3 separate regions of the Homo sapiens genome follow, and all the other regions are linked to region 1. The links are chromatin loops, found by intact Hi-C in ENCODE. Cell type or tissue: IMR-90. All regions are shown on one strand. Region 1 holds the start of ANTXR1 (ANTXR cell adhesion molecule 1). Region 2 has its middle 32 kb from the start of ANXA4. Region 3 overlaps ANTXR1 (ANTXR cell adhesion molecule 1).

The links. Peaks named below come from ENCODE experiments on the same cell type or tissue, not always from the same donor. Only the 100,000 strongest peaks of a DNase experiment are listed, where the experiment ranks them.
Region 2: it touches region 1 in a loop (23-fold over the local background); 7 of 110 quality-filtered maps call a loop at or near these places.
Region 3: a loop joins it to region 1, with 4 times the contacts of the local background. A loop is called at or near these places in 3 of 110 quality-filtered maps.

Annotation. Positions count from the first base shown.
Region 1 is chr2:69,011,324-69,015,323 of GRCh38, reverse strand. It overlaps ANTXR1 (ANTXR cell adhesion molecule 1), which reads right to left and starts at 2,145. Exons shown (of 18, transcript NM_032208.3): 1 at 1,673-2,145. The coding sequence starts at 1,824. In IMR-90, a CTCF peak has its summit at 2,310 (motif pointing left); DNase peaks (open chromatin) are centred at 2,013 and 2,263; H3K4me3 peaks cover 2,341 bases; H3K27ac peaks cover 2,357 bases.
Region 2 is chr2:69,708,592-69,712,591 of GRCh38, reverse strand. It overlaps a transcript of ANXA4 not described here. Among named protein-coding and RNA genes, the nearest start is that of ANXA4, 32 kb to the left of the region's middle. In IMR-90, no CTCF peak of the experiment used is centred here; no DNase peak of the experiment used is centred here.
Region 3 is chr2:69,085,277-69,089,276 of GRCh38, reverse strand. The region is part of intron 8 of ANTXR1 (ANTXR cell adhesion molecule 1); the gene reads right to left. Among named protein-coding and RNA genes, the nearest start is that of MIR3126, 16 kb to the left of the region's middle. In IMR-90, no CTCF peak of the experiment used is centred here; no DNase peak of the experiment used is centred here; H3K27ac peaks cover 1,327 bases.

The DNA.
Region 1 (4,000 bases):
TATTCTTTTCCAAAAATGTTTCAGCTCTTTTTACCTGTTTTTTTTTTTTTTGCTAAGATAAGCCTAGAATCATTTTGTTAAATTCTTATCATCAAAACAAACTCTTTCAGAACTTTGACTGAAAAGTTGAATTCAATTTCTAAATTAATTTGGGGAAAACTGGTTATCTCTACAGTATCCATATCTCTATAGTATCTCTACAGTCATCCATTCAGAGACATGGTGATTCTGTCCCCCTTTTTTTTTTTTTTTAGATTTTCCTGAATATCATTCTGAATTGGCTTTTTAAAAAAGCACGGAGGAGGAGCACCTCCGACTGTTTTCATGCACTGTCTCTAAGTCTGTGAGCTGATGCTTCCAGCCACTAGAAGTAACAAAAGAAATTCCATTCCTTAGCACTGGAGCATATTTTCAGTATCCACCTTCTCATAAATCTGCAGAAAAGAAATCTCACTTTTCATCCAAAGAATCTGGAGTTCAAAACAGCCTTTACGGAAAAATCAAACTCCAGGGGCAACTGCAAAGCACATTTGGTGTCTAGCTAGCCAGCTTATTTTGCAGGACTCTTTTTCCAACTCCTAAATACTTTCCAGTCTGTGAAATCCATCTCCCCACCACTGTAACAGCAAAGCGCCTCTCCTGGCACTGGAGAGCTCACTCAGTTTTAATGAGCACGGATCTTCTGTGAGGGGCTTTTTATCGTTGAAGCTGGTTTTCAGCAGATAGCATGAAGCTTCCTTGGGTGACTGTGGCTTGGCAAACTTATGCGGATTTGGGAAGTGCTTCATTGGTCAGAATTCAGCTCTCCCTTGAGCAAATCCTAAAGCCTAACCACTTTTTGCAAGGAAACCAGGGCTCCTGCACCTCCCTGGTAGCCCACCAGTCAAATGGCCAAGAGCTTGAATTCACTACATCTGGGGTACTCAAGTCGAAGGGGAGGGACATTTGGCAATGTCTGGAGGCATTTTTAGTTGTCACCACTAATAAGGAAGGAGTGGGGGGCGGGGGATGTTACTGGCATCCAGTGGGCAGAGGCCAAGGATGCTGCTAAACATCCTACAACGCGCAGGACAGCCCCCACCACAAAGAATTACCAGGTTTCAATCTCAGAAGTGCCAAGGTTAAGAAACCCTGCCTTTCATTCTCACTCAGTGCCCGGTGAGAAGTATGCATTACATGATTAGGAGCAAAGATAATGCCTTCCGTGGGACAGCGTTTCAAAACAAAACAAAAAAACAAAAACAAAAACAAAATGCGACGATTGGCTTTAAAATGCCCAAGCCTCTAACTTTAGGAGTGCCTGTGCCTGCAAGTTCTGCCTTTGGTAAGCAAGCCTTTCCCACCAACACGGGAGGGAGTCACAGAAACTCAGCAAGACAATAGCATCCTCCAAGCCCCTTGCCTGCTCCTGGGACACAGAAAGCAAGACAGAAAAGAAGTCTGTCCCCTTCCGAGCAAGCGGCGTCGCCTCGGCTGCGGGCTCTGGAGCCGAGGCTGGGAGGAGCGCGCCCCAACAAAGGCGCAGCACTCCGCCGCCGCCTGCCGCGCGGTCCCTCTGTGGCCCTGGAGATGCGCTCCTGTCCCCAGGCGACCCTGCCAACGAGCCCGGCCCGGGGCGAAAGCGTTTTCGCCCGCTTAGCCTGGGGTGGGGGGGACAACTCGCGGCACTTACTTGTCCAAAATGAAGTACAGGTCAAATCCGCCGTAGCAGGCTGGACCCCCATCCTCCCTGCGTCCCCCTTGCCCGGCGCAGATGAGCACCAGAGTGGCCAAAGAGAGCCACTGGAAGCCGATGCCGAGGGCTCTCCGCTCCGCCGTGGCCATGGCCCGCAGCCCGGGGAGAGCAGGGTCCGCTCCTTCCCACGCTCCGCGAACTCGCCACGACCCTCAGGGACGCGCCATCCGCGGGCCCTTCCTCGCGGGTCCTTTATTCCCCCTCGCTCCCTCGCAACTCCCCGGAAGCAATTGTCTGGAGGAGTTCAAGGTTTCCCCTCTGGTTTCCGCTCCGATGCTGTTTCTGGGTTTCGGGTTTCAAGGATCCCAATCCTGTCCTCCGCTTCTTTTAAAGGGGAGGGCTGCCTCGGTCCGGGGCCGCCGGGCAGCTCCCGAGGCCGCGCCGAGCTTTTGCAATGGAAGGAGTTCCGTCCCGACGGTTCTTTGTCCCAGATTTTAAATATGATGGGGGGGGGGGGGGGTTTCAAATTGTTCTTGGTGGGGGCAGTGCTTTGCCTTCTCTCCTTCCTCTCTGCCCCCCTTTCGCGTTCTTACGGGGAAGAAAGTTCAAAGGCTGCCACCTTGTGGACAAAGGCGGCGAAAGCACGCGTGGGACCCGCGGGAGTGCGTCGGGGGCGGGGGCGCTTCCAGGCTTCGCGTATAAATTTCCTTGTCCTTACCATTCTCATGTGAGCTGTGCGTGTTTTCTTACTCCTTCCTTCTTCCCACGCACTTTCCCTTTCTTTTTCCGTGACCGCCTCTCCATTCTCTGTAGTCCTTCTATTCCTTCTTTTCCTTCCCTATCCTGCATCTTTTGATAAGGTCACTAAACATTGGATGAGAATTTGTTTCCTCCAACCACGGTGACTCCGGCTCCCCAGGCTAGGACCTTTGCAAACAAACCATTGTGCAGATGAAGTAGGGGAAAAACGGGACCTTTGTGGTATGAGTCATCAGAGTGACCTTACATGGTCTTAGTCTGTCTGGACCATAAAAGAGACTGTTGGGGTCCGGTCTGAAACCATCACAAACAACCCCACAGAGTGTGGTACTTAGGGCTGCTCCCGGCATGGAACAGCTGAGCCTTCTAGATGGCCACCATCTCCATCTTTTAGGGATTCTATGATAATAGTTCTTCTTTTCAGCCTGTGAACTTTGACATTTTCTCTCTATCTTTGATTTAGGATGGAGGAAGTAAACAGCTTACAAGAGTAGAGACGCTCCAAGCAGTTTGGAATTGGCAGGGAAGTTCCGTGCTAGCCTCTCTAAATTGGAGAATCAGCCTCTGAGCCCCAGTTCCGAGTGGTACCCCAGTTCTAGCTTCCTATTGTCTTCCGCTCTGGGAGCCCTCAGTGCATATGCATGTACTGTTTTCCCAGGATTCTTCCTCCAGACACACATATTCCCCTCCACTTGTGTGCCTCCCAGACCCTTATACCCCAATGTGACAGTCCATGGTGGTTTCCCCCAACATGTGTACCATGGAATCTTAGTGTCTTGGAATGCTCCACTAACCAATAATCATGTTGTCAAATCAGCCTTGAAGATTTGTCATGCGTAGCACTGACCTGCCTCCAAAATGAACCCAGTGTTTCTCACCTCCTGGAATTCACACCCCTTCCACCTTGGGTGAGACTGACCTGTGAGTAATTAAGAAGATGGTGTGTGGCTTCTGAGGATAGGCCATGAGAGATGTTGTGGTTTTTCCCTTCTCTCTTGGATCACTCACTGTAGGAGAGCCCACTGCCATGTCGTGAGAACACACAAGCAGCCCCAAGGAGGGGTCCGTGTGGTAAGGAACTGAGACCCCTGCTGGCAGCCAACACCACTTTGCCAACATTGTGAGTGACCCATCTTGGACATAGGTTCCTGACATCCTGTGAAGCCTTCAGCTGACTGCAGCCCTGTCTGACATCTTGACTGCAACCTCATGAGAGATCCCAAACAAGAACTACCCAGCTAAGCCATTCCCTGATTCCTGATCCACAGAAATAAGCGAATTTTTATTAGTGTTTTAAGTCTCTAAGTTTGGGGGCAATTTTAAATATAATAAAAGATAACTAATATATGCCTAGTATCATATTAAAGCCTTGAGAATTTCTGTAGGAAAAAAATTGCTGAACTGTGTTTCCCAGACTTACTTGACCATGAAACTGTTGTTTCATAGATAAAATGTATTAAACCCATACTTTGGGAATTATTGCTCTCAGGAAAAAAATAATTGGAGGGAGATTAAAATACCCTAACCATCCAAGTCTTCCTCTTCCATGTCTTCTTTCTCCTCAAA
Region 2 (4,000 bases), 700 kb before region 1:
TGCAAATTTGTTACTGAAACTTTCTGGAGTTCCCCAGTTGGATCCAATTAGGATCATTACTGAGATGGTTGTCTCCCCTAGGCTGAAAGAAAAATGCCACCGTTAACCTTTAATCATTCACAACAAACCCAAAGAAAAAGTCCTTGGCCCAGGTCCTAATAGGGCTATTAAAGCTATTTTCCTATTCAGCTGCTTAGACTCGGAGTGAATAACCCGGTAATTTTCTACTGCTTCTCCCCACGGAATGTAAAGGACCAAGAGAGTGAACTCTCCTAACTAATGCGCTTTAAGGCAGGGGCCAGATTTTACCTTCCTGTCTCTTGGTTTGCTTCCACCCTCCAATTTTCTCCTTTGGTTGTTTTATTTTAGTGTGAGGGGTATGTGTTTGTGTGTATGTGGTGGTGGTGGTGGGGTGGGGTTGGGGAACATTTGGTTGTGTGTGGTGTGTCTGTATGTATGTGTGTGGTCTGTTTAGTGGAAAACTTTGGAAGCACGCAATAGTTACACATGGTGTCTAAGACCCCCCAGGAAAAGGAGAGACCAAGAGAATGAAGAGAAAAAAATAAAAATAAATTGAGACAAAATAGGCAACACATACAAAAATCCTATGTATAAAAACTGTTTTCTCAATTTCTTGCTCTCCTTTTTCCTTTTTGCTGCAGTAGAGACCCCCCCATCATGCCCCATATTTCTCTATGTCTCTTTTCTCTCTCTGTGCCCTCATTAACTCAACCTCCTTAACACTTCCAAAACCAGAAATCATTGTCCTGACACCATCCCCCACACCCTTCAAGTCCTATTTCTCTTTCTGAATTCCCCAATCTGTTTTCAGGTTCTATTTTAGGTCAGCTGCCCAAACAAACAAAACCCAAAAAACCATATATCAGAACCATTTCTTATTTTCTTAATTGGCTTTATTGAGGTACAATGTACATACTACAAACTCACTCATCTTAAGTGTTCAGTTTAATTCTTCTTGACAAATGTATACAGTCATACAACCACCACCACGATCAAGGTGTAGAACATTTCCTTCATTCCAAAAAGTTCTTACCTCCACTCCCAAGCCCAGGAAACTAGAAATATCACTATAGTTTTGCCTTTTCTAAAATATCATATAAATGGATTTATACAGTGGGTAGTCTTTGATGCCTGGTTTCTGTCCTTAGCACACTGCTTTTGAGATTTATCTATGCTGTTACATGTATCGGTAGCTTATTCATTTTTACTGCTGAGAAATATTGCATTAAATAGACACATCACAATTGTTTGTTTATCCATTCATCAGTAGATGGACATTTGGGTTGTTTCTCGGCTCATTGCAACCTCTGCCTCCTGGGTTCAAGCGGTTCTCCCGCCTCAGCCTCCCAAGTAGCTGGAATTACAGGTGTGTGTCACTATGCCCAGCTCATTTTTGTATTTTTAATAGAGACAGAGTTTCACCATGTTGACCAGGCTTGTCTCAAACTCCTGATCTCAAGTGACCCACCCATCCCAGCCTCCCAAAGTGCTGGGATTACAGGTGTGAGCAACCACGCCTGGCCAGTTTGGGCTATTATTAATTAAGTGCTCTGAATATTCATATACAGGTTTTTGTGTGGATGTATTTTCACTTCTCTGAGGAGTAGAATTGTATTTTATTTCTAGGAGGAGAGTTGCCGGGTTGTATAGTAAGTGTAGTTTAACTTTACAAAACACTGGATAAACTGTTTTCCAAAGGGGCTGTATCATTTTCATTTCCACCAGCAATGTATGAGAATTCCAGTTGCTCCATATCATTGCTAACACTTTGTATTGCCAGTTAAAAAATGTTAGCCTGTAGTGTTTGTAGTATTACCTCATTGTCCTTTTACTTTGTATTTCTCAGGTGACTAATGTGGAGTATATTTTCATGGGGTTATTTGCCTTAAGTAGATCTTCTTTGGTAAATTATCTGTTCACTTTTTTTTACCCATTGAAAAATTGACTCATTTGTCTTTTTATAATTGATTTGTAAGAGTTATTTATATATTCTGGATGCAAGACCTGTATCAGATATATATTTTGCCTATGGAAATAATCTGAAATACAGACAGAGTCATGCATAAGGATTTCCATATCAATGTTACTTACAATTGTGATGAAATTGGAAACAAGTTACAATCTAATAAAAGGAAAACTTCATTTCTTTATGATTCAAGGTGATATTTTACAGCCATTTAATGATATAAAAAATTTACAGACATGGAAATCTACTTTTAATATAATTTTAAGCAGAAAGTAAAATTACATATAATATCAGCAATGCATTTAAAAAGCCTGGAAGTGGGCCGGGCATGGTGGCTCACACCTGTAATCCCAGTACTTTGGGAGGCCGAAGTGGGCAGATCACAAGGTCAGGAGTTCAAGACCAGCCTGGCCAATATGGTGAAACCCTGTCTCTACTAAAAATACAAAATTAGCCGGGCGTGGTGGCACATGCCTGTAATCCCAGCTACTCGGGAGGCTGAGGCAGGAGAATCGCTTGAACCTGGAAGGTGGAGGTTGCAGTGAGCTGAGTTCACGCCATTGCACTCCAGCCTGGGCAACAAGAGCAAAACTCTGTCTCAAAAAAAAAAAAAAAAAAAAAAAGCCTGGAAGTGCATGCTGCCATAATAAGTGATACCATCTATGTGGTAAGATTATGGCTGGTGTTTAAGTTACCTATTGTTTGTCAAAATTTATACAGCAAGCATGCTTTAGTTAAAAAGGGGGAAAGTGTCATAAATAATTAAATGGTTGAAGCAGTGCTTGGTGCTTCCCTTACAAGCACACCTGGCTTGCATAATGATTCGTGATACTATTAATAACAAAGTGAGTTGGTTAATTGCATAACAGACCACCCCAAAGCTTTGAACTATAATTCCAGCTCTGCCCTTGAACTCCAGGCAGTGTTTCTGAAATGGGTTTCAGAGTTAAGAGTTACCTAGCGAGGTTGCCATGTAGATTTCTGGGATGTGGCTTCCCGTGTATGTACTCTAAAATGTGCAAAAGTTCTTGATGTTACGTTCAGTGACTTGGGAAGATCATCTTGGGAAGTCAGGCATGCCTTGAATACTTAGAAGAGAGCGTGTCTGTGCTTCTGCTGATGGAAAACAATGACCAAAGAGAACACAGACTCAGAGGGCTGGAGGCAAAGCAATGCAGGCAGTTAATGAGAAAAGCCTTTGTTTGAGGAAAATATTGGCACTAAGAAGAAAGGTGGGAATGGAAAGAGGAAATGGAGGGAAGAATAGAGAGGCTAAGCAAACAGGTCAGACTTTGACGAAGTAAACTTTATAGATGTATTTTGCACATAAAGTCTTATCCTGTAAATAATTTGTATCCTTTACTCACTTTAATTTCTTAACTCTAAGTAATTTCTGTTGCCCTCTGAAGACTGTCAGGAGGGTACAATTACTACTGGGTTTATTGAGAGGAAAAAATTTAAGGAACTTAAGATGCTCCTATAGGGATTACTCTCATACAAAGGCAATTTCTTAAAGCAACATGTTTTGCGAGGGTCAGTGATTTGGTTCATATCAGAGGCATCTTTGAACCTGGTCAGTTACTTTACCTAAGGCAGACACACTATATATGTTTGCTGATGAGTGACCTAAGAGACAAAGAAATAATATTCAAATTATTATTCAGAAGATATAGTAGAGGTTTTTTTTTTTAAGTTTGGTAGCTGGGATTATAGGCACGTGTGACCCTTCTTGGCTGATTTTTGTATTTTTAGTAGAGACAGGGTTTCACCATGTTGACCAGGCTGGTTTCGAACTCCTGGCCTCAAATGATCTGCCTGCCTAGGTGGATGGGATGCAGATGCAGTCGAGGCAAAGAAGCTGACCTCGAGTACACAGGCACCCTCGATTGTTGGAGGACCATCTTCAGAGAGGAAAGGGGCAAAGCTTTCTTCAAGGGCATGTGGTCCTCAGAAACAGGGACCTGCTGGTCCTGCAGGATGAGCTGAAGAAAATCACCTAAATGCATCTGTCTC
Region 3 (4,000 bases), 74 kb before region 1:
TTATCTCCCAACCATGTATTTTAGGTAACTCTATGTACCTGAATGTCACCAAAAGCAACATTTCTTCTTGACAATTCTAAAATTCAGATTTTCTGACTACTTTTCCTTCACTCTGTAGAACTTCATGGCATTTTTATACTTTGATTCCCCTATTTGTTTGCAGCATCCTTCTGACTCCGCAGTTGGAAGTAATTAGTTCCTTCAGCTTCTGCCTCATTTCCTCAGCCTCTGGCTTACCTAGCCACCTCCACCCACCCCAGACACAGGTGCAGCCTCAGTTCCTCCCTGGTCCCTAAGTCTATCCTGACTGTAGCATGAAGGGAATGCTCCGGACTCCCATGTCCCTTGCCCATCTCTGTTAGAGTCAGCGGTCCTCACACACCTGCTCTGGGCACCTGGGGAAAACACTGAGCTCCTGTTTTCCACTCATTGTCAGTCTAACTTGGGAACAAGGACCCCAAGGATATATCCTGGGCACCTGTGTTTCCCTGCTGGCTTCCCCAGTGCCTTATGGTTGATCTAGTCTTTTCGGTCTCTTGCGCATATAGCACCGTATTAGGACTGGGACTTGCTAGCATCCTGGTGCACAGTGATTCATCCCAGACAGCCCTGCCTGAATTGTGAAGATTGTCCATTTGCCAATCCCTGAACTTGCTGCTCTTGGGCTCTTCCTGTTTGATGGGGTACTTCAGCCAGTGGTTGCCATGACCAAGGGAGGAAGCCACCCCCTTTGACTTGTCCTCAGGCACAAGTCTCCAGACAGCCCACATTTGAGAAATAGAGGTAGCCCAGAGGGAGAAACTTATTAAACAGTGATATTAGAACAACACAAAGCTGTTTTTTGATGTTTTAAATAAAATTCCTCAGGCATTTGACATCTCCTAATAAATCATTTTATCATCCAAAACTAAAGACTTCAAAACAGTCCAAGAATTTAAAAAGAGCTTTTGGACTAGTCCTGTTCCCATTCCCCAAACACACACATGAAATTTTTACCCAACCCGAGTTTCAACCAACCTTTTTGAACCAACTCTGATCCTTAACCAGGGATTGGTAAAGGAACCATCCGTGGATCTTTAACCACAAAGGCACACTAACAGGGGTTGTCATAATAAACACATGCTGTATTATTCTCTCAAAGTGTCTGCAATTAGCTGATAAATCTAAGGGGTGTATGGAGGGCCAAAAAATGCCAGCCAAGCACTGTGATTCAATCCAGTAAAAACACAGCTTTCCCAATCTTAACTTAAAACATCTGGAAGGATGCAATACAGCCAATAGAGTAAAATTTATCAGTGAGGGGGATGGGCAGGATTTGTCTGGGACTGGGGCTCCTACTCATTTGAAATGTCTGGTTTCAAAAGGTAGGAAGTCACAATGGCAGTTGGTGGATTTGAAGGGTTCTCGTGGTTCTTAGCAGCCAAGACTGTATGGTAATCAGCCTGTCTGAACTGTAGCAGACAGCAGATCAGCTCAGGGACTGGAGACTGTGTGGGGGTAGGGAGGCCCGGGCAGTGGTAGCCATGGCAGAGGTGTAGACACAGCACTGGGGAATCGCTGATGGGAAATCACTAGATGCAGTGGAAGAGACTTACACAGGGTAAGGCTGATGTTAGAGGTAAGAGGCTTTAAGGTGAGGGTATGATTGATCTGCAGAGGAGAGAGGGATAAGATAACTGCATGCCTCAAGTATAATCCCATGTGAAGAGTTGGGTCTTGGCCCTGGTCCGTATTTACCTGACCTATGCTCCTTTACAAATCCCTTAACTTTTCTGAACCCCAATTTTGGAAAGCAGTTCAGTATCCTGAGTAATTGCTTGGAATCTGGAATCAAATAGCTGAGGTCAACTCACTCATGAGCAGTGTGACCTTGGGCAGGTTCCATAACCTCTCTGAGTCCCTGTTTCCTCTCTATAAAAGTGGGATAACAATAGTATCTACCTGAAGTACGAGCATAAAGTTGTTGTGTGGGAAGATTAAATGAGATCACACAGGCAGAGCCCATAGCACAGTGCCTAAAACCTGATAAGTAATCAACTAATGGTAGCTATTACTATCAAGAACTTAAGCTCTGGAGACTGAGAAGATAGACTTGGACTCTGAATGGGTTTATATTCAAATCCAAGTCCCATCACTTACTGGCCATGTGGACTCGGACAAGTTATTAAACCTCCAAATCTCAGTTTCCTCTGCTGTAAAATGGGATAAGAAAAACACCAACTTCAAGGGGCTGTATGATGGTTAAATAAAATAACAGTCATGAACGCAGAGATATTTTGTTTGGAAAATCAATCAGATTTAGGTAATAAAATTCATATTGGATTGGACGGTGAGGGAGAGCATGAGATCAAGGAAAACTGACAAGGTTTTTGTCTTATAGACAGAACTAGACAGATGTGATCGATCCACAGAAAGTTAATAACCCTTGGGTCACCAGCCAGCATGAGCACCTTATGAAAATAAGGCACCAAGAAGAGTGGTCAAAATGACCTTGGCAGTAAAGCACTTAAGAGAATGTCTGGCATGTATTCAAACAACAGTGGCTGTTAGCTCTTCCTTTGTCATTACTATTGCTACTGCTGCTACTTTTGGGCGTGGACCGTGGTTCACATGTGCTTACGCCCCATCGCCCACCCCTGGCCTTCTGCTTAATCATATTTGCTGACAAAAGCTGAACCAAGGTTAATGCTATTTTCCTGCCAACTTTTGGACAGATTTCAAAGAGAAAATAGATGGAAAAGTATGTTTGAAATCCATAAAGAGCTAAATAATTGTCATGTGTTGTTTCTGGTAAGTTGACTTTTGTACATCTCATTGGATTATTGGTGGGAGGACGAGTAAGAGAGGCAGCGGATGTACAAGAACTTTGCCAAGTTACAGGAGCTGTTTGATATATTTAAAGTGAAATCCACTGTGGACCAGTCCGGGTTGTATAGAAGAGTTTATTTTTTCAAATTCTAAAAATCTAATGTCCTTTGTCATGAAGTTCTCAGTTTATGCAGAGATTTCTCAAGAATCTTTACAGAACTGTGAATATCTGCACAGAGTTATAAGGAATCCCTCCCTTATCATAGGCACGGCATTTCTTTTTTCTACTTGCTCTGCTTCTTGCTTTAATAAACAACCAATCTTTATTTACTTGGCCATTTCCTGTTGGAGAACTTTTTTGTGTGTTTATAATGGACCAATCTCTTTTATCCCTTGATGGTATAGGTGTCTTTTGCTTTCACACATATTTCAGAAAGTCTTTCAGAGCATGTTCCTTGGTGTCTTATTTGTTGTAAAGGGCAAATTCTGGTTTAAAGATGTATGGGGTTTGAAGTATGCTGGTGTCAAGGATGGTTAAGTATCTACCGACCATTTACATCTGTTCAGTTGTCTAAGACAAAAACCTGAACGTTTAAGTTAGCCTTGCTCTCTCTGTCACTCTCCAAATCCAATATGAGTTCTGCCACCTAAGTGCTGGTGATTTGACCAATGAAATATCTCTATATCCATGCACATTTTAATGTAAACTGCCATCCTTTAGATAACTTATCCTAGTTTATAATTTACAGTGTTTTTTTTTTATTGTTTGGTCACTGTCTTCTTAGATTATAAACTCTACAAGGAGAAGGACTGGGTTTGTTTTTACTTATTATATTCACAATGACTAGCCTGGCACATAGTAGGCATTAAATAAATATTGGATAAATAAATGAATAAATGACACACTTCCTGCACGTCTTAATAAACTGGCATTGTAGCATATTATGTATTAATCTCCCTTTCCCCCTATAAGTGTAACCTCAGGGTCTTCTGAATACAAGTCCATATGCTGCATCTTGTAATACTCCCCTCGTCTGATTAAGTACCACCATCTTTGGGGACTTGCTGCCTTCCCAAGAGGCCAATTTCAACACCTCATTTTTAAAAAATTGCTTACCTTAAAAAAAAATGTTGTAGGCATATCATAATCCCCTGTATTAGGTCGGCCGCTTTGTAAAGGCCTCAACCCCTT